Linked DNA regions of Homo sapiens: region 2 is linked to region 1. Evidence: chromatin loops called from intact Hi-C (ENCODE). Cell type or tissue: endothelial cell of umbilical vein. All regions are shown on one strand. Links, peaks and the distances in the headings refer to the core of each region. The heading gives the core; the rest is flanking DNA. Region 1 holds the start of KPNA2 (karyopherin subunit alpha 2). Region 2 overlaps BPTF (bromodomain PHD finger transcription factor).

Evidence for each region. Hi-C counts contacts between places; a loop is a spot of excess contacts. Peaks named below come from ENCODE experiments on the same cell type or tissue, not always from the same donor. Only the 100,000 strongest peaks of a DNase experiment are listed, where the experiment ranks them.
Region 2: a loop joins it to region 1, with 12 times the contacts of the local background. A loop is called at or near these places in 3 of 110 quality-filtered maps.

Annotation. Positions count from the first base shown.
Region 1 is chr17:68,031,294-68,040,473 of GRCh38, forward strand. It overlaps KPNA2 (karyopherin subunit alpha 2), which reads left to right and starts at 4,442. Exons shown (of 11, transcript NM_002266.4): 1 at 4,442-4,547; 2 at 5,817-5,914; 3 at 6,065-6,202. The coding sequence starts at 5,840. RefSeq lists a silencer at 4,175-4,224 and enhancers at 4,188-4,735, 4,755-4,974. In endothelial cell of umbilical vein, for the core only: no CTCF peak of the experiment used is centred there; DNase peaks (open chromatin) are centred at 3,018, 4,328 and 4,968; H3K4me3 peaks cover 1,867 bases; H3K27ac peaks cover 1,789 bases.
Region 2 is chr17:67,958,458-67,968,817 of GRCh38, forward strand. BPTF (bromodomain PHD finger transcription factor) reads left to right here. Exons shown (of 28, transcript NM_182641.4): 24 at 1,084-1,418; 25 at 5,755-5,947; 26 at 8,115-8,199. Among named protein-coding and RNA genes, the nearest start is that of C17orf58, 33 kb to the right of the region's middle. In endothelial cell of umbilical vein, for the core only: a CTCF peak has its summit at 4,974 (motif pointing right); a DNase peak (open chromatin) is centred at 4,974; H3K27ac peaks cover 422 bases.

The sequences.
Region 1 (9,180 bases), core at 1,181-9,180:
AGAATCACTTCAGCCCAGGAGGTTGAGGCTGCAGGGAGCTCTGATCGTGCCACTGCACTCCAGCCTGGATGACAGAGCAAGACCCTGTCTCAAAAAGAAGAAAAAATTGAGAAAGTGGTGTGTTTGAGGGATGTTGTATAGTTCACAGAACTGAAACATGAGTTTACAAGACGGCCTAGAAAGACAGTAACTAAAGGGCCTCAGCCTCAGTAGCTGGTGGTCCTATGTCTTTCAGCCAGCTCAGCTCCAGGCCCCTTTCTTTCTTTCTTTGCATGTTTTAACTCAACATTCATATTTTGAAGGAAGATAATCTGAATGGATTTTTTTTTTTTTTTTTTTTTGAGACAGCATCTCACTCTGCCACCTAGGCTGGAATGCAGTGGTACAATCTCGGCTCAATGCAGCCTCCACCTCCCAGGCTCAAGCCATCCTCCCACCTCAGCCTCCCAAGTAGCGGGGACTACAGGCATATACCAACATGCTTGGCTAATTTTTTATTTTTATTTATTTATTTTTTTAGACAGAGTGTCACTCTGTTGCTCAAGCTGGAGTGCAGTGGCACAATCTCAGCTCACTGCAACCTCTGCCCCTGCGTTCGAGCGATTCTTGTGCCTCAGCCTCCCGAGTAGCTGGGACTACAGGCACGAGCCACCGCGCTTGGCTAATTTTTGTATTTTCAGTAGAGACAGGGTTTTACCATGTTGGCTGGGCTGGTCTTGAACTCCTGACCTCAAGTGACCCACCTGCCTCGGCCTCCCAAAGTGTTGGGATTACAGGCGTTAGCCACTGCTCCCAGCCTCTGCTAATTTTTTTTTTTTTTTTAATTTTTGTAGAGATGGTGGTTTGGAGGAGGGCATCTCGCTATGTTGCCCAGGCTGGTGAATGGATATTAAGAACTGAATGTTTGCATCCCCCTCAAAAATTCATATGTTGAAAACCTAACTCCCAGTATGATAGTATTTGGAAATGGGGCCTCTGGGAGGTTGAGATGAATTCATGAGGGTGGGGCCCTCATGATGAGATTAGTGTCCTTATAAAAAGAGCCATCAGGCCGGGCGCAGTGGCTCATGCCTGTAATCCAAGCACTTTGGGAGGCTGAGGTGGGTGGATCATGAGGTCAGGAGTTCAAGACCAGCCTGGCCAACATGGTGAAACCCCATCTCTACTAAAAATACAAAAATGAGCCAGGTGTGGTGGCATGCACTTGTAATCCCAGTTACTTGGGAGGCTGAGGCAGGAAAATCACTTGAAACCAGGAAGCAGAGGTTGCAGTGAGCTGAGATCGCGCCATTGCACTCCAGCCTGGGTGACAGGGCGAGACTCCATCTAAAAAAAAAAAAAAAAGAAGAGACACCAGAGAGCTTTCACTCTCCCTTCTCTGTGCTAAAATGAAGAGATCATGCTAGCACACAATTAGGCGATGGTCATCTGGACGCCAAAGAGGGGGGCCCTTCCTGGAAACTGACCACTCTGGCACCCTTATTTCAGATTTCGTGATCCAGAAATGTGAGAAAAATAAATGTTTGTTATCTAAGCCTCCCAGCCTGTAGTACTTTGTTATGGTAACCTAAGCGGACTATGCTAGTGGACTAACACATCAGCTAAAACTTGGTCATAAATGATAGGACTTTTTTTTTTTTTTTTGAGACGGCGTCTTGCATTGTCGCCTGGGCTGTAGTGCAGTGGCACCATCTCAGCTTACTGCAACCTCTACCTCCCAGGTGTAAGTGATGCTTGTATCTTAGCCTCCTGAGTAGCTGGGACCACAGGTGTGTGTTACCACACCTGCCTAATTTTTTATATTTTTTAGTAGAGACAGGGTTTTGCCATGTTGGACAGGCTAGTCTTTTTTTTTGAAATGGAGTTTCGCTCTTGTTGTCCAGGCTGGAGTGCAATGGTGTGATCTCGGCTCACTGCAACCTCTGCCTCCCAGATTCAAGCAATTCTCCTGCCTCAGCCTCCCAAGTAGCTGGGGTTACAGGTGCTTGCCACCACGCCCAGCTAATTTTTTGTATGTTTTAGTAGAGACAGGGTTTCCCTTTGTTGGCCAGGCTGGTCTTGAACTCCTGACCTCAGGTGGTCTGCCCACCTCAGCCTCCCAAAGTGCTAGGATTACAGGTGTGAGCCACTGTGCCCGACGATATCGTATCTTTCAAAGGCAATTTTGGGCATTATACTTCTGTTTCAGGTTGTTTTTAGGTGCAAGTACAGAATAGTGGTTCAGAACACAGATCCTGGAACCAGACTGCTTATGGCTGAATCCTGTCTTTGCCATTTACTGGCTGTGTGACCCTGGAACAAGTTACATAAACACTTGTGATTCAGTGCTCTCTTTTGTGAAATAGAGCAAATAACAGTACTACCTCACAGTTGTGAAGATCAAGTGTATTAATATATGGTAAACACTCAGAACACTTCTGGGCACATAGTAGTCAGTATTTTCAAGCAAAAGAAACTCAACTTGGCTTGGTATGGTGGTCAGGCCTATAATTCCAGCACTTTGGGAGGCTGAGGTGGGTGGATTGCTTGAGCTCAGGACTTCGAGACCAGCTTGGGCAAAATAGTGAAACCCTGTCTTTACAAAAAATGCAAAAATTAGCTGGACGTGGTGGTGTGTACCTATAGTCCCAGCTATTTGGGAGGCTGAGGTGGGAGGATGGCTTCAGCCCAGGAGGCAGAGGTCGCAGTGAGCTGAGATCGTGCCACTCCACTCCAGCCTGGGCGACAGAGCTAGACCCTGTCTCAAAGAAAAGAAAAAAAAGAAAAAAAAAAAGAGAAGAAACTCAACTTGACAATACAAAAGAAATGTGTATCGGATCTCCTACCTGCAAACCTTCAGAGATAGAGCAGGTCAGACCTCTCAAGGTTTCCCTACAGTTTTCTTATTCAGATTTCTAGGACTCACATCCCTTAGTTCAGAAGAACAGAGGCTGCTTTCCTACCTCCAACCAGTAAACAAAAGGCAGAGGCTGTCCAACTGGATGAATTTAGGTCATGTGCCTGCCCCTGAACCATTCTCAGTAGCTGAGAGAATGCCACACAGTGATTGGTTTAGGGGTGAATTCCTTCCACATTCTTGCATTTAGGGGGATGGGATTATGCTGATTAAGAGTAGGTCCAACCCTTTATGAACTCTGGCTTTACGATGAATGAGGCTGGCATTAATGCCTGCAAAAATGGACAAACTTGCTGTTTGAATTTATTTATAGTAAGAAATAAACCATGAAAACTTTTCTAAAATGTAATCTTTTAGAACACAAAAAAATTGCAGAAACAAAAATGGCCCAGAATCCTGATGCTCTGTTGACCATCTTTGTTTTGTTTGTTCGTTTGAGCATATGGCAAAAAATGCAAAATTCAGAAATGTGTAATGAGCATAGAATGTTACTATAACAATTGAAAAAACTTGAACACACACTACATACTAAACAACAGCATGAAATTTCAGTTTTTCTGAATTTGATGACTGCAGTGTGGTTATATAAGAGAATGTCTTTTCTTAGGAGAGACACCGTGAAACAGAGGAAAAAGGACATGATTCTGAAACTTTCTCTTAAAGTAACATATTAAAATCACACATATGTACACGCGTGCATATGTATACATATATATGTATAGAGAAAGCAATAGCAAATGTGGCAAAATGTTAAGATTTGGCAAATCTGGATAAAGATTTGCAATTCTGCTGCATTTGAAATTATTTAAAAATAAAAAACTTGAGTTTTTGGAGAAACAGGCATAAGAAACCTTTTGTTTCCATATTTGCGGCTTCTATACAGTCTTTTATGATGCAATTAAAAAAAAACTAAACTAAAAAATATAACACAAATCTTCCCTCCCATAGTAGCCAGAAACCCCCGCCGAGTACTTTGGGTGTCATAATAGGAAAAAAATGCAAAGCAATATGTTTTTCTATAAAGATTACTTATTTACTAATTAGAATTTTTTTATTTTCATGAAGATCAACAACAAAGTTTTTAAAATAATGACTTAGAGAATCATTTTGTGGTATTTGTTTAAGGCTGTCGCCCAGGAAAACGCCCAAGGACCATGCACGCTTCAACCCTATGGAAACACGAACGGCCCAGGGAACCGCCCCTTCGCGCTGCTTGACGGGATCTGGAGTCCTCCCGCTCCGCCCCGCCAGGCGCTCAGGGACCGCCCGGCCGCTCCCTCACCGCCCGGCCGCTCCCTCACCGCCCGGCCGCTCCCTCACCGCCCGGCCGCTCCCTCACCGCCCGGCCGCTCCCTCATCTCGCGATGCCATCCTCTTTTTTTTTTTTTCTTTCCCCCCTCCCACTCGCCCCCAAGCCCTATGACTCCCTCCCCTCCCAACGTGTTTTTCAAATCCACCAATGGGCACACAGCTTAGGCTCGAACCAGCCAATCGGAATGCGGAGTCACCGGGAAATTTAAATCGCGCCGGCCGGCTGCACGAGCCACACGGTCTTTGAGCTGAGTCGAGGTGGACCCTTTGAACGCAGTCGCCCTACAGCCGCTGATTCCCCCCGCATCGCCTCCCGTGGAAGCCCAGGCCCGCTTCGCAGGTACAGACTCAGGCGGCGGCCCGGCCCGAGCGCTAACGGCTTGCCCGTGGGCGGCGTTCGCCTTTTGGGTTGGGGGAGGGAGGCCCCGGGTCCACGCCGAGCCTGGCTCTGCCTCCCGCGTTGACTAGGCCTCGGGGGCGACGTTCATTGACCAGGCGGCTGAGTTTCGCGGGGTCTGCGGGTTTAGGGCGCCGACGCTCTGCAAACGGCAGCGGAGGCCTTAACGCGTCGCGGCCGGGAGAATCGGAGCGAGCCAGGCTTGAGGGCGAATGTCCCGGGAGGACTTGTGGCGGCCCTGGTTTCGCCTCCTCCTTTCTCGTTGCATCTTCCCCGGCGTGGGGGCAGGGGCTGGGGGTGGCAGTTGGGAGCACCGTCTCTGACACCTAGGCCCCGGGGGTGGCTCTGCCACCAAGTCGTAGGCGAGCGTAATGAAAGCAAAGATAGCAAATTGTAAGGAGGGCTTTGACTTTTGTCATCTTCTGAATGACGCACAGCTGATGTCATCCTAATTAAGCGCATTCACTCCTAGTCTCTGGAAATGCAAATCAAATATGCGAGATGCGGCACTGCATTTTTAATGTTGACCATAATGTAATGATGAAGCAAATTTTTATTTAATTTTCGAGTCTGCACCTATTTTGGCCAAGTAAAGACAGTAAAATAGGGAGAGCCTCCTGAGGATCTGAATTTATTGCCCTGGCACATAATTTTTAGCTGTAAGTTGACTTGGTTCCCCTACTTTGTCTTGAATTAACTATTAGGGACTCTGGAGTATCGAACTAGGCTGTCAGAAACGGTGGATACATGTGGCTAGTCCAAATTGAAATACGCTGTAAGCTTAAAGTACACAAAAGATTTCAAAGATGGAGTATGGAAAAAGAATGTAGAAGATGTCAGTTATTTTATATATTGATAACACGTTGAAATACTATTTGGATATGTTGGGTTAAGTAAAATACATTATTAAAATTAGTTTCACTTGTTTCTTTTCTCCTTTTTAAAAATATGGCTACTAGGAAGTTTCAATTTATATAGCTTGCATTCTATTTCTGATGGAGAGCCCTCTCCAGGAAGTCTCAGCCCTTTAGAGGGAAGGGGGACACTTCCCCTTTGGGTAAAGCTATTTCATAGTGCCGAAAACATGATGATCCCCCCTCTAGTATACAGGTGTGGATTCAGTAGATGCTTGATAATTCAGTTCTTATTTGGTACTATTATTGACAAAGGAAAATGATAAAGGAAATATTTTTCTCTTCCCCCATCTTTTAGCTTTCTCCCTTTGTCTCATAACCATGTCCACCAACGAGAATGCTAATACACCAGCTGCCCGTCTTCACAGATTCAAGAACAAGGGAAAAGACAGTACAGTGAGTACCTTCTGTTGCTTTCCTGTGGTGGTATTTAAATGGGAAGACATTTGGAAAGGGGTGAAAACTGAGGTATTTAAAAAAAAAATGCCCTCACTTAGCAACAAAAACTGGTGTGATAGGTGAAACGGCATGTTATCTTTTCTCAAGGAAATGAGGCGTCGCAGAATAGAGGTCAATGTGGAGCTGAGGAAAGCTAAGAAGGATGACCAGATGCTGAAGAGGAGAAATGTAAGCTCATTTCCTGATGATGCTACTTCTCCGCTGCAGGAAAACCGCAACAACCAGGTAAAAAATGTATTTTAGTTTATGAGTTACGTGAAATCCAGAAAATCAGTAGGGACTTTTCTTAGAAATTCAAGTAAACTTAACATTTCTAGTCTTAACGGTTTTAACTATCTGTGAACATCTTTTTCTCTGTTTGCAATTAGTAATTGTCTTCTTTCCTGCCTTCTGTAATCCACTGAAGCTGATTTAGGATCTTCCTTTAGCTCTGACCTTCCTTCAGACTTCCCTGCATTTCTAGCTACTAGCTGGGTACCTTGGCCTGACCAGTGTGTCCAGAGCCAGCCAGTTTCTGGTTTATTTCTTCTTTTTTTTTTTTTTCCCCCGAGATGGAGTCTTGCTCTGTTGCTCAGGCTGGAGTGCAGCAGCACAATCGGCTCACTGCAACCTCTGCCTCATGGGTTCAAGCAATTCTCCTGCCACAGCCTCCTGAGTAGCTGGGATTATGGGTGCGCATCACCACGCTTGGCTAGTTTTTGTATTTTTTTGTTTTTGTTTCTTTGAGACAGAGTTTTGCTCTGTCGCCCAGGCTAGCGTGCAGTGGTGCGATCTCCGCTCACTGCAAGCTCCATCTCCCGGGTTCACGCCATTCTCCTGCCTCAGCCTCCTAAGTAGCTGGGACTACAGGCGCCCGCACCCTGTCTGGCTAATTTTTTGTATTTTTAGTAGAGACGGTGTTTCAACATGTTAGCCAGGATGGTCTCGATCTCCTGACCTCGTGATCCACCCGCCTCAGCCTCCCAAAGTGCTGGGATTACAGGCGTGAGCCACTGCCCGGCCTGTTTTTGTATTTTTAGTAGAGGCGGGGTTTCACCATGTTGGCCAGGCTAGTCTTGAACTCATGACCTCGTGATATGCCTGCCTTGGTCTCCAGAAGTGCTGGGATTACAAGCGTGAGCCACCAGGCCCTTCCCGTTTTTGGTTTATTTCTGCCTTTTTTGGTATTCTCTATGTTTTTGTATTTGTCACCAGCTTTGTTCAGGACTTTCCTTCTGAAATATTTACAGTAGCCTCCTAATTTATCATATCCTTCTTTATGCCATATACTATTTTCCTGAAATTTTTCCTGAAGTACTGCTTTAGACCTGTGTTTTCGCTCCTTAAAATCCATACTCCAAATTGCTTGAACCTGGGAGGTGGAGGTTGCAGTGAGCCAAGATCATGCCATTGCACTCCAGCCTGTGCAACAAGAGTGAAACTCCGTCTCAAGGAAAAAAATAAAAATAAAATAAATCCATACTCCAGCTGGGCATGGTGGTTCATGCCTGTAATTCCAACACTTTGGGAAGCTGAAATGGGAGGATCACTGGAGGCCAGGAGTTTGAGCCCAGCCTAGGCAACATAGGAAGACCTCGTCTCTATAAAAAGTAAAGTTAGCTGGGTGTGGTGGCGCCGGCCTTTAGTCCTAGGTATTCAGGGGGCTGAGACAGAAGAATCACTTGAGCCCGGGATTTTGAGGCTGCAGTGAGCTGTGATTGCACCACTGCACCCCATGCTGGGTGACAGTGAGACCCTGTCTCTAAGAAATCCCTACTCTATGAAGGCCTTCCATAAAGTAGACTTAACTTAGATTTTCAAATTTATCTTTCATCTGGGCCCTTTCCTACATGTTTTTCTCACAATATGCTTCCTTTTTTTTTTGTTTTGAGACAAAACCTTGGTTTGTTGCCCAGGCTGGAGTGCAGTGGTACGATCTTGGCTGACTGCAGCCTCCGTCTCCTGGGTTCAAGTGACTCTCCTGCCTCAGCCTCCCAAGTAGCTGGGATCACAGGGGATCACCACGATGTCTAGCTAATTTTTGCATTTTTAGTAGACACGGGGATTCACCGTGTTTCCCAGTCTGGTCTCGAACTCCTGACCTCAGGTGATCCACCCGCCTCGGCCTCCCAAAGTGCTGGGATTACAGGCGCGAGCCACTTCGCCCAGCCAAACATAAACCATTTATATTTGCAGCAACACTTAACCGTGGAAATATGTAGATTATAAAATTAGATATGAAAATCCTCGGCCGGGTGTGGTGGCTCACACCTGTAATCCCATTACTTTGGGAGGCCGAGGCAGGTGGATCACCTGAGGTCGGGAGTTTGAGACCAGCCTGACCAACATGGAGAAACTCCATCTCTACTAAAAATACAAAATTAGCTGGGCATCGTGGCGCATGCCTGTAATCCCAGCTACTCAGGAGGCTGTGGCAGGAGAATCGCTTGAACCCGGGAGGTGGAGGCGGTGGTGAGCCGAGATCACGCCATTGCACTCCAGCCTGGGCAAGAAGAGCAAAACTCTGTCTCCAAAAAAAAAAGTCGGGCATGGTAGCTCATGCCTGTAATTCCAGCACTTTGGGAGGCTGAGGCAGGTGGATCACCTGAGGTTGGCAGTTCGAGACCAGCCTGACCAACATGGAGAAACCCCGTCTCTACTAAAAATACAAAAAAAAAAAATTAGCCAGGCATGGTGGCGCATGCCTATAATCTCAGGTACTTGGGAGGCTGAGGCAGGAGAATCGCTTGAACCCAGGAGGCGGAGGTGGTGGTGAGCCAAGATCATGCCACTGCACTCCAGCCTGGGGATTGAGTGAAACTCCGTCTCAAAAAAAAAAAGAAAAGAAAATCCTCAGAACGTTGCCTATGACTTCATGTCTTTCTCCCTCAAAGTATATCTGAATGCAAGTGATTGAGACTAACGTAGAAATAATCTTCAGTCTGCTCTGATTCTTGATTTTTGAGACAAGGTCTTGTATGGCGACAGGCAAACACCACCATGCCTGGATATTTTTTTTTTTTTTTTTTTTTTGTTGGGAGGTCTCACTGTGTTGCTCAGGCTGGTCTCACCTGAGCTCAAGCCATCCTCCCTCCTGAGCCTCCCAAAGTGCTAGGCTTACAGGTGTGAGCCACCATGCCTGTCCTTCTCGTTCATTTTTTAAAATTGTTCAAAGCTGCCTTTTTTAGCGACAAAACACTTGGATACTCCATAACTTGAGACTC
Region 2 (10,360 bases), core at 918-8,917, 73 kb before region 1:
TGGCTCACACCTGTAATCCCAGGACTTTGGAAGTCTAAGGTGGGTGGATTGCCTGAGGTCAGGAGTTCAACACCAGCCTAGCCAACATAATGAAACTCTGTCCCTACTAAAAATACAAAAAATTAGCTGGGTATGGTGGTGGGTGCCTGTAATCCTAGCTAGTTGGGAGGCTGAGGCAGGAGAATCACTTGAACCCAGGAGGTGGGGAGGTTGGAGTGCGCTGAGATTGTGCCACTGCACTCCAGCCTAGGCAACAAAGCACTTTGGGAGGCCGAGGCGGGTGGATCACCTGAGGTCAGGAGTTTGCAACCAGCCTGGCCAACATGGCGAAACCCCGTTTCTACTAAAAATACAAAAAAATTAGCTGGGTGTGGTGTTGCACGCCTGTAATCCCAGCTACTTGGGAGGCTGAGGCAGGAGAATTGCCTGAACCCAGGAGACATAAGTTGCAGTGAGCTGAGATTGCACCATTGACAAGAGCGAAACTGCATCTCAAAAAATATATATATGAAAAGAAAGTTATCTTTTAAAAAAAGAAAATAGTGCGTTATGTTGCACTACTCTCCCTGCAGTCTGAAATTCTAGACATAGGAGCATCATAATAAATAAGGCAAATCTGCCTCTTTTCTGCTTTATGCTGGTCAGACCACATTTTGAGTCTCAAGGCCAGTTCATGTCCAGTCTCACTGTAAGGACAGAGAGCAAGAGCAACTAGAAGAAAGCAGCCAGTGAGAGAGGATGCTTGAAATCACCTTCTGAGCAACCACAGAAAGAGCCCAGATGGGACAGGGGCAAGCCAGGAGGGACGCTCTTCCTAGCCACTTGGCTCATCTTTCAGTCAGCTCTCCTTTGAAGATAACTAGCAGCTTTCTAGTTGTTCTTACCTAGTCTTCATTTTGTTTCTAGTTGTCTTAGTTGGGTTTAAGATATAAGAAAACTCTTGTTTGCAACTAACTAAAACTCTCACGTTAGGCTGAACTGTGGAGCTACTTTGACAAGAGTGGGTAGTGTACCATCTTCTGGCCAGATCACACATTTACATGACTCTAATGATAGTCTTGTATTGTCTTTAATTGATAACAGGAAGAGCTGAAGAGAGACCTGAAAATTAAGAAAGAAAAAGACCTGATGCAGTTGGCTCAGGCCACAGCAGTAGCTGCACCCTGCCCCCCAGTGACACCAGCTCCTCCAGCCCCTCCAGCCCCTCCACCTTCACCTCCCCCTCCACCTGCTGTGCAACACACAGGCCTTCTGTCCACGCCCACCTTACCTGCTGCTTCCCAGAAGAGGAAGCGGGAAGAGGAAAAAGACTCCAGCTCAAAGTCCAAGAAAAAGAAAATGATCTCTACTACCTCAAAGGAAACTAAGAAGGACACAAAGCTTTACTGTATCTGTAAAACGCCTTATGATGAATCTAAGTGAGTAGATCTTTTTGAGCTCTAGTTTTTTGTCTTGAAAGTTTAGCTATTAAATTGGATTTTGAAGAAAATGAATATTTTGGGAGTGATATAAATGAAAATATTAAATTTAAGAGTAATGTTTCATCCATGGTCTTGCATGTGATATTCTTACCATTGACGCTAGTAAAGTAAAATTTGCTATTTCACGTGTTTGTGATTGTCCTTTGTTATATTCTTTTCTGTCAAAAACAAGCTTTCTGTTGCTCCTTTGCTTTCTCTTCTTCCCTCTGAATTAACTCCAAATCAGTGAGTAATTGATGTCTGGAGAAGGAGGTGTATTACTGTTGCCCAAAATGGAGAGCATCCTTTCTGGGATCTGTTCAAAGCCCTGCGAATACATGAAATCCTGGAAACCAGTTGAACATGAATGGTCAGAGGTTTTGAATTTGAGTGGTTCGGTTTCTTAATTGTTTTATTTTAAGCAGTTGTTTTTTTTTGTATTAAAATACTGCAACTCATATTTTTGTCAAAGTTTCCACTTTCTTATCAGAGACAAAAGCCAGAAAAATACAAAAAGTGTTCCTTTCCCCCATTCCTCAAGCATAACGTCCAACAGTTTGGCAGCTGGAAGCTGTTTTTGACAGTTGTGACTTGTATTTGGTGATATAAACAAGATTATAGAGGCACTAAACCGTAAATGTAGTTTCATTTTTTTGGTCATTACTATCATTTTACAAAATATTTAACTTCTACTTTGAACATTAAAATGTAGTCCAGCTTTTTAAAGCCACAGTTAACCACCATACTTTTTACAGGACCAAAAAGTCTGATTGTGCTTTAAAAACTGATCATTTAGAATCAATTAATTAGAATTAGGAATGCTTAATGCCTACCTTAAGTGGATACCTAATTGATTCCTAAAATAAAATTGTGGTCCCTTTAATGATGTTCAAGTTGCAACATTGAAGCTGCTTTGGTGGTGCTATCTAAATGATAATCTGTTTGCAAATGCCAAATGAAAACTCTTTGTTGGCAGATTGAGCTGTGTGCTGAATTAAACAGAAATCAATTTAGGCATCTTCACTTTTCATTATCTTATCTCATTGGAAATTATACATAATGTAAACAGTAGAACGTGATTCACTGATTTTTTTTTACTTTAGTTTAATACAAGTGTGCCTCACTTTAAGCAAAATATACTAAATGATTTCTGAAACAGGAGTTTCCTTACTTTTTCAGTTAAAAAGATTTGTTTACAGAATTTCTTTAAATAACAAGGCTTCTTTGGCCTGTTTAGAGTATTCAGATCACAGAAATTGATTTCACACACAACTTCTTTGAAATACCTACATTGCATAAAATGAGGCACACAGATACATGTGCCCATTCCATCGAGATTGCCTCATTATTTTGTGTTATTTTATATTTTTCATTTTGTCATTATTAACACTTTAGTATACCAGGTTCATTCACTCCCTATTTTAGTTGAGATGAGTTAGTGTTTCTAAGGAGTGTTTCGTAATCTCTTGTCCCAAACTAGGCTGGTTTGGGAATCCAGTGAGAGTGACTGAAAACTGAAATTCAAGTCCTGAACATCCTTCCAGAACACAGCCTATCACCCTGTGGAGATAACACACAAACTATCTCAGAGGACCCCCACCTGTGGCAGTGAAAATCATGTGAGAGTCATAGTTCAAAAGAAAAAAGTGCTGGGCACCGTGGCTCATACCTGTAATCTCAGCACTTTGGGAGGCCGAAGTGGGAGGATCACTTGAGCCCAGGTGTTTGAGACCAGTCTGGGCAACATAGAGAGACCCCGTCTGTACAAAAAATTGGCCAGGCGTGGTGGCTAATGCCTGTAATCCCAACACTTTGGGAGGCCGAGGTGGACGGATCACCTGAGGTCAGGAGTTCGAGATCAGCCTGGCCAACATGGCAAAACCCTGTCTCTACTAAAAATGCAAAAATTAGCCAGATGTGGTGGCACACACCTGTAATCCCAGCTACTCGGGAGGCCGAGTCAGGAGAATCGCTTGAACCCGGGAGACTGAGGTTGCAGTGAGCCGAGATCATGCCACTGTACTCCAGCCTGGGAGACAGAGCAAAGCTCTGTCAAAAAAAAAAAAGAAAAGAAAAAAAGCCGGGCCTGGTGGCGCATGCCTATAGCCCCAGCTACTCGGGAGGCTGAGGTGGGAGGATCACATGAGCCTGGGAGGTCCAGGCTGCAGGGGGCCGTGATCCTGCCCCTGCTCTGCAGCCTGGGCTATACAGCGAGACAAAAGAAAAAAAGAAAAAAGTTAGTGGTAACAGGATAAACTACATAACCATATATTATTCCTTCACATTCATGAAGCAGGTCAATTTGAAGCTTGAGGACGACTTCCATTCCTCTAGGTGAATCTGCCAAGAAATGCCTTGGTAGAACTAAGAGTGCCAATGGTATCAGCAAGGCCAGTCTGGTTCCCTGTGATTCATGGTAATTCTCACTATGACTTTGACATGGTGTTCCTACACAGTGCCTATCAACACTTATAGACACACTGTGTAAGCGTTTGTTACATTTACTTTTCCTTTTGTCATTAGGTCTTTTGTTACAGAGGCCACTCTGCTCTCCACAATCACACATTTACACAGCTCCCCCTTGCCAAGCAGTGTAGACCCTCACAGGCTTTGGATAACTATCCTTGCATCATTCTCCACACCTTGTCCCCGGTGTTGAACTGAAGCATCTCCTTCCACGTTCCCTGCCCGTTAGTTAGCCAGGCCACTGCCCACATTGTCACAAACATTATATTAACAGGAAAACTGGCCCGTGCCATATTCCATTATGAGAGGTTATTTTTAATTCGATTAAATTCCAATGTTTATTCAGAAAACCTGGTAGAGATTGAATTACTCTATGTACTTTCTTAGTTTTCTTCTTCATATCATATTTTGACCATTTATCTTCTACACCTGGCTGACCTGCATGTTCCTTGTAGTGTAACTTCTACTTGGTGTTTGCGCTTTGCTTTGTTTTCAAATTTAAATTGTGAGATACATTTTCAAACCTATCTAAGAAATAGCCCTGATATTGAAATGGCTTCTGTGGAATAGGTTTGACAGATGTAAGTCTTTGATTCTTTGGCTTTGGTTTTTGTGCCTGTTACAGTTTTACACACATTCATTCAGAGGAAGACATTACCATCAATGTGTTGTTTCTTTTTTCAAATTCCAGTATGTTTTTAAAGACCCATATTTCACTAAGCAGTGTACTTGTTGAAACTGATGTGAGTGACTTTATGTTTCCACATGTGATAGAGCATCAGATACTGGAGTTTGCCAGGAGTAGAATGGTTGGATTCAGAAATGTTTAGCTGACTCATTGCAGGAAGTTACACTGTAAAAAAGTGAATCAAGGCAGGGAAGACAGATTTAAGTACCATGCAGCTCAAAATGACAATTACATTGTCATTTTCATTGTGAATACTTTTAGGTTCTATATTGGCTGTGATCTTTGTACTAACTGGTATCATGGAGAATGTGTTGGCATCACAGAAAAGGAGGCTAAGAAAATGGATGTGTACATCTGTAATGATTGTAAACGGGCACAAGAGGGCAGCAGTGAGGAATTGTACTGTATCTGCAGAACACCTTATGATGAGTCACAGTGAGTTCTGATAAGAGCATCATATTTAATAATTTAGGAAGCCAAATTGCTCTGACTGGTTACTTATTTATTTTAAAATAAAAAGCAGATTTTTTTCTACATTTATTATACACTTACATTACAAATTCCTTTTCATTTTTCTCTTTTTCCCTTTTTACCTACCCTTCAAAATTTATCTTGCTTCATAGTGAATGTTTGAGACACATTGGGGAAAATGTGGTTTAATGGTAGATTTGATTCTTCAATATGTAACATAGAAATTAATGAGATTAAAATAGCCTGACTTGTTTGGACTTTATCAGTGTTTGAAATGGTGCTTTATTGTAGGTTAGAAAAACACTAATTTGGGTACAAGCTCTGAGACTCTGTTATTAGCTTATAGGATTTTGAACACCCATATGGTACAGTACTAGTTGAAAGATTTTTGGCTTTGTTTTCAGCTTTAAAATCAATTGAATGTTTCATATTTATCTTTAAATTGGTTCTCCAGTATTACACAGTGTTCTTATAAATTTTTTTACTGCTTGTTCTTAACATCAAAAATACTAAATTAATGAACTGGAATGTCAATCTTGAAAGTATTAAAACCATAATACTAAAACTATTTTATATCCCAGGGTTTAGCAAATTTTCAGGTGCATGCTTTATTATAAGTAACATCATCCCATGTGTTTTGAACTCACATTTCCATTTCGGATCTTGCAGATTTTATATTGGCTGTGATCGGTGTCAGAATTGGTACCATGGGCGCTGCGTTGGCATCTTGCAAAGTGAGGCAGAGCTCATTGATGAGTATGTCTGTCCACAGTGCCAGTCAACAGAGGATGCCATGACAGTGCTCACGCCACTAACAGAGAAGGATTATGAGGGGTTGAAGAGGGTGCTCCGTTCCTTACAGGTGAGACCCCTCTGTGTGCAGCATTTCAAAATGAAATCAGCCAGCATAATTTTGGAAGCATTTCTAGGATTTCAAGTTTCCAATCTTAGAATGATTATTTACTGACTCCCAGCTAGTCTAGTGAAGTGCCTAACAAACTGCAGTCCTTCACGTACCAGTGCCATGAGCTTTACCATATCCCCACACCACGTCAGCTTATCTCACACTCACAAGAGTGTTAACATGACTCACTTCTTTATACATTTTATTTTTAAGGAGACTTCCTCTCACCCCCATGGATTGAGAAGCAGTATGATTAGATTATAGTTGTTCTTGGCCGGGCATGGTGGCTCATGCCTGTAATCCCAGCACTTTGGGAGGCCAAGGTGGGCGGATCACAAGGTCAGGAGATCAGACCATCCTGGCTAACACGGTGAAACCCCGTCTCTACTAAAAATACAAAAAATTAGCTGGGCGTGGTGGCGGGCGCCTGTAGTCCTAGCTACTCCGGAGGTTGAGGCAGGAGAATGGCATGAACCCGGGAGGCAGAGCTTGCAGTGAGCCGAGATGGCGCCACTGCACTCCAACCTGGGCGAGAGTGTGAGACTCCATCGCAAAAAAAAAAAAAAAAAAAAAAGATTATAGTTATTCTTTTCCTTATGAAAAACAAAAAGGGGACTGGGCGTGGTGGCTAACACCTGTAATCCCAGCACTTGGGGAGGCTGAGGCGGGTGGATCACAAGGTCAGGAGTTCGAGACCAGACTGGCCAAAAGGATGAAACCCCATCTCTCTACTAAAAATACAAAAAATTAGCCAGGTGCGGTGGGGCGCACCAGTAATCCCAACTACTAGGGAGGCTGAGGTAGGAGAATAGCTTGAACCCGGGAGGCGGAGGTTGCAGTGAGCCAAGATCGAGCCACGGCACTCTAGCCCAGGTGACAGTGTGAGACTCTGTCTCAGAAAAAAAAGAAAAACGGGATCGAGATGGTTTGCAGGATTAGCAAGTGATAGAGATATATTGAAGACATAGAAAGCCAGTGTGGTTGCTCACACCTATAATCCCAGCACTGTGGGAGGCCAAGGCAGGAGGATCACTTGAGTCAATGAGTTAGAGACCAACCTGGGCAGCAAAGTGAGACCCCATCTCTACAAAAAAATTTTTTAAAAATCAGCCAGGTACGGTGGTGCACACCTGTAATCCCAGCTACTAAGGAGGCTGAGGCAGGAGAATCTCTTGAACCCGGGAGGCAGAGGTTGCAGTGAGCCAAGATCGAGCCACGGCACTCTAGCCCAGGTGACAGTGTGAGACTCCATCTCAGAACAAAAAGAATAACAGGATAGGGATGGTTTGCAGGATTATCAAGTGATACAGATGTACTGAAGACACAGAAAGCCAGTGTGGTTGCTCACATCTATAATCCCAACACTTTGGGAGGCCAGGGCAGGAGGATCACTTGAGTTGACGAGTTAGAGACCAACCTGGGCAACAAAGTGAGACCCCCACCTCTACAAAACATTAAAAAAAAATGAGCTGCACATGTTGGCACGCACTTGTAATCCCAGCTACTTGGGAGGCTGAGGTGAGAGGATCACTTGAGCACAGGAGGTTACAGTGAGCTATGATCACGCCACTCGACACCAGCCTGAATGACAGAGCGAGACCCTGTCTCAAAAAAGTGGGGGGAAATAAAAGGATATAGTGCACTGGATTGAAACTTTCTCCTGTCGTTATCATAATCAGAAGAATTGAAGTAACTAAAAAGAGAATCATAGTCTCAATGTGTGCTTGAATGTTATCTAACATCACGTCTCTGCTACCTCATCATTAACCAGCTGTGGTAATGATTCCACACTTTGAACCCATCCCACCTGTTGACAGAAGCGATTGCAATGCCAGCATCACTCAGTGACGGCTCATCATGTAGGGCCCAGAATACTGATTTTGTGACTTCTAAGCTTGTGCTCCATTCCCAACACAAAGTCTTCTGACCAGCCTTTGAGTACCATTATTGTAGAGGAAGCTCATCTTAGGTAACTATTACTAGAGCAGAAATCACTTAATATAAAATATTTCATGTATCAAATTTAAAACTCACTTTTGGGTTCATTGATGTAGTAACTCAACCAGGAAACTTAAATGGAATTAGTGTTTTCACTGACAATAATGATGCTGCTTTTTCATTATAGGCCCATAAGATGGCCTGGCCTTTCCTTGAACCAGTAGACCCTAATGATGCACCAGATTATTATGGTGTTATTAAGGAACCTATGGGTAAGTACATGAGTTGAATATGAAGTTTTTCAGAAGTCTCAGTGGATGTTTTATTATCCATAAAATTAATATCTTAGAATATTTTTAGCAAGGCTGGTGGGGGTATAAATTGGTATGGTCACTTTGGAGGGTAAATTGTTAGTATCTATTAAAGTTTAATTGTGGCCGGGTGCGGTGGCTCACGCCTGTAATCCCAGCACTTTGGGAGGCCGAGACAGGCGGATCATGAGGTCAGGAGATCGAGACTATCCTGGCCAACATGGTGAAACCCCATCTCTACTAAAAATACAAAAATTAGCTGGGCATGGTGGTGCATGCCTGTATTCCCAGCTACTCAGGAGGCTGAGGCAGGAGAATCGCTTGAACCAGGGAGGCGGAGGTTGCAGTGAACAGAGATCGCGCCACTGCACTCTAACCTGGCAAGAAAATGAGACTGTCTCAAAAAAATAAATAAATAAATAAAATAAAGTTTAATTGTGCATACTTTTTTTTTCTTTTTTTAATGAGACGATGTCTTGCTTTGTCGCCAGGCTGGAGTGTACTAGCGCGATCTCACATCACTACAACCTCCGCCTCCCAGGTTCAAGCAATTCTCCTGCCTCAGCCTCCCGAGTAGCTGGGACTACAGGCATGCACCACCATACCCAGCTAATTTTTATATTTTTTGTAGAGACAGGGTTTCACCATGTTGGCCAGGATGGTCTCAATCTCCTGACCTTGTGATCCGCTCCCCCTCGGCCTCCCCAAAGTGCTGGGATTACAAGTGTGAGCCACCATACCCGGCCAATTGTGCATATTCTTGAACCCAGCAGTTTCATTTCTTAGGATTTACATGTGCACAAGTATGTTCATTGTGGCAGTGTTTATAATTACAAAAACATTGGAAATGGCGGGGTGGCTCACGCTGGAATCCCAGCACTTCCGGAGGCCAAGGTGGATGGATCACCTGAGGTCAGGAGTTCGAGACCAGCCTGGCCAACATGGCGAAATACGTCTCTACAAAAATAGAAAAATTAGCCAGTTGTGGTGGCAGGCATTTGTAATCCCAGCTGCTAAGGAGGCTGAGGCACAAGAATCACTTGAACCCGGGAGGCAGAGGTTGCAGTGAGCTGAGATCACGCCACTGCATTCCAGCCTGGACGACAGAGCGAGACTCTGTCAAAAAAAAAAAAAAGATTGGAAATGAAATAAGTAGCCATCAATAGAGGAGTAGCTATATCAGATGGTGTCTGAGTGGAGTATTATGCAGCTTTATAAAAGAATGAATGAAATTAATGAATGGGTTGGGGTCTCTTTGATCCTCTCATCCTTCTCCATTTACTTCTTCTTTTTCTGAAGGAGAGTAAATTTTATGAACTAGAGAGAATACCCTCATTTCCCAGAAAAAAAAATGGTAATAGGAGCCACGAGTAATCGTATCAACACGAATGGCTACAAATGATTTTACTAAAAAATAATTTATCTGCAAAAGAAATTAGAAAAATTAAAACATAGCTAAAACCTTCCAAAGGATCACTTACCACTAATGAAAGAATTATGTTCCAAAAGCCAGCTAAGCATTTTTTTTAATGAGAAGAGTTTGTGTTTCATGGCAGCATGAAAGAGGGGGAAACATGAAGTGGAAATAAATGAAAACTATCTCTGAAAAATAAACGTAATGAAGTAGTTATTATCTCTGTTCTCCTGATGTTGAAAATAGAAGGAGTTAATCATTGTACATATTTCAAATTTGGGTAGTCGCCTTTGAGAAAGTACCTGGGATGTTTACTAAAATAATAAGTTAATTATGCTGGTAATAGAAGTAATAATACAAGTTAATGGTAGAAAATTCATAAAATAAGGTCAGGTGCGGTGGCTCACGCCTGTAATACCAGCACTTTGGGAGGCTGAGGTGGGTGGATCACGAGGTCAGGAGATCGAGACCATCCTGGCTAACACGGTGAAACCCCGTGTTAGCCCGTCTCTACTAAAAATACAAAAAATTAGCCGGGTGTGGTGGCGGGCACCTGTAGTCCCAGCTACTCAGGAGGCTGAGGCAGGAGAATGACGTGAACCCGGGAGGTGGAGCTTGCAGTGAGCCAAGATTGTGCCACTGCGCTCTAGCCTGGCTGACAGAGCGAGACACGTCTCAAAAAAAAAAAAGAAAGAAAATTTAGAAAAT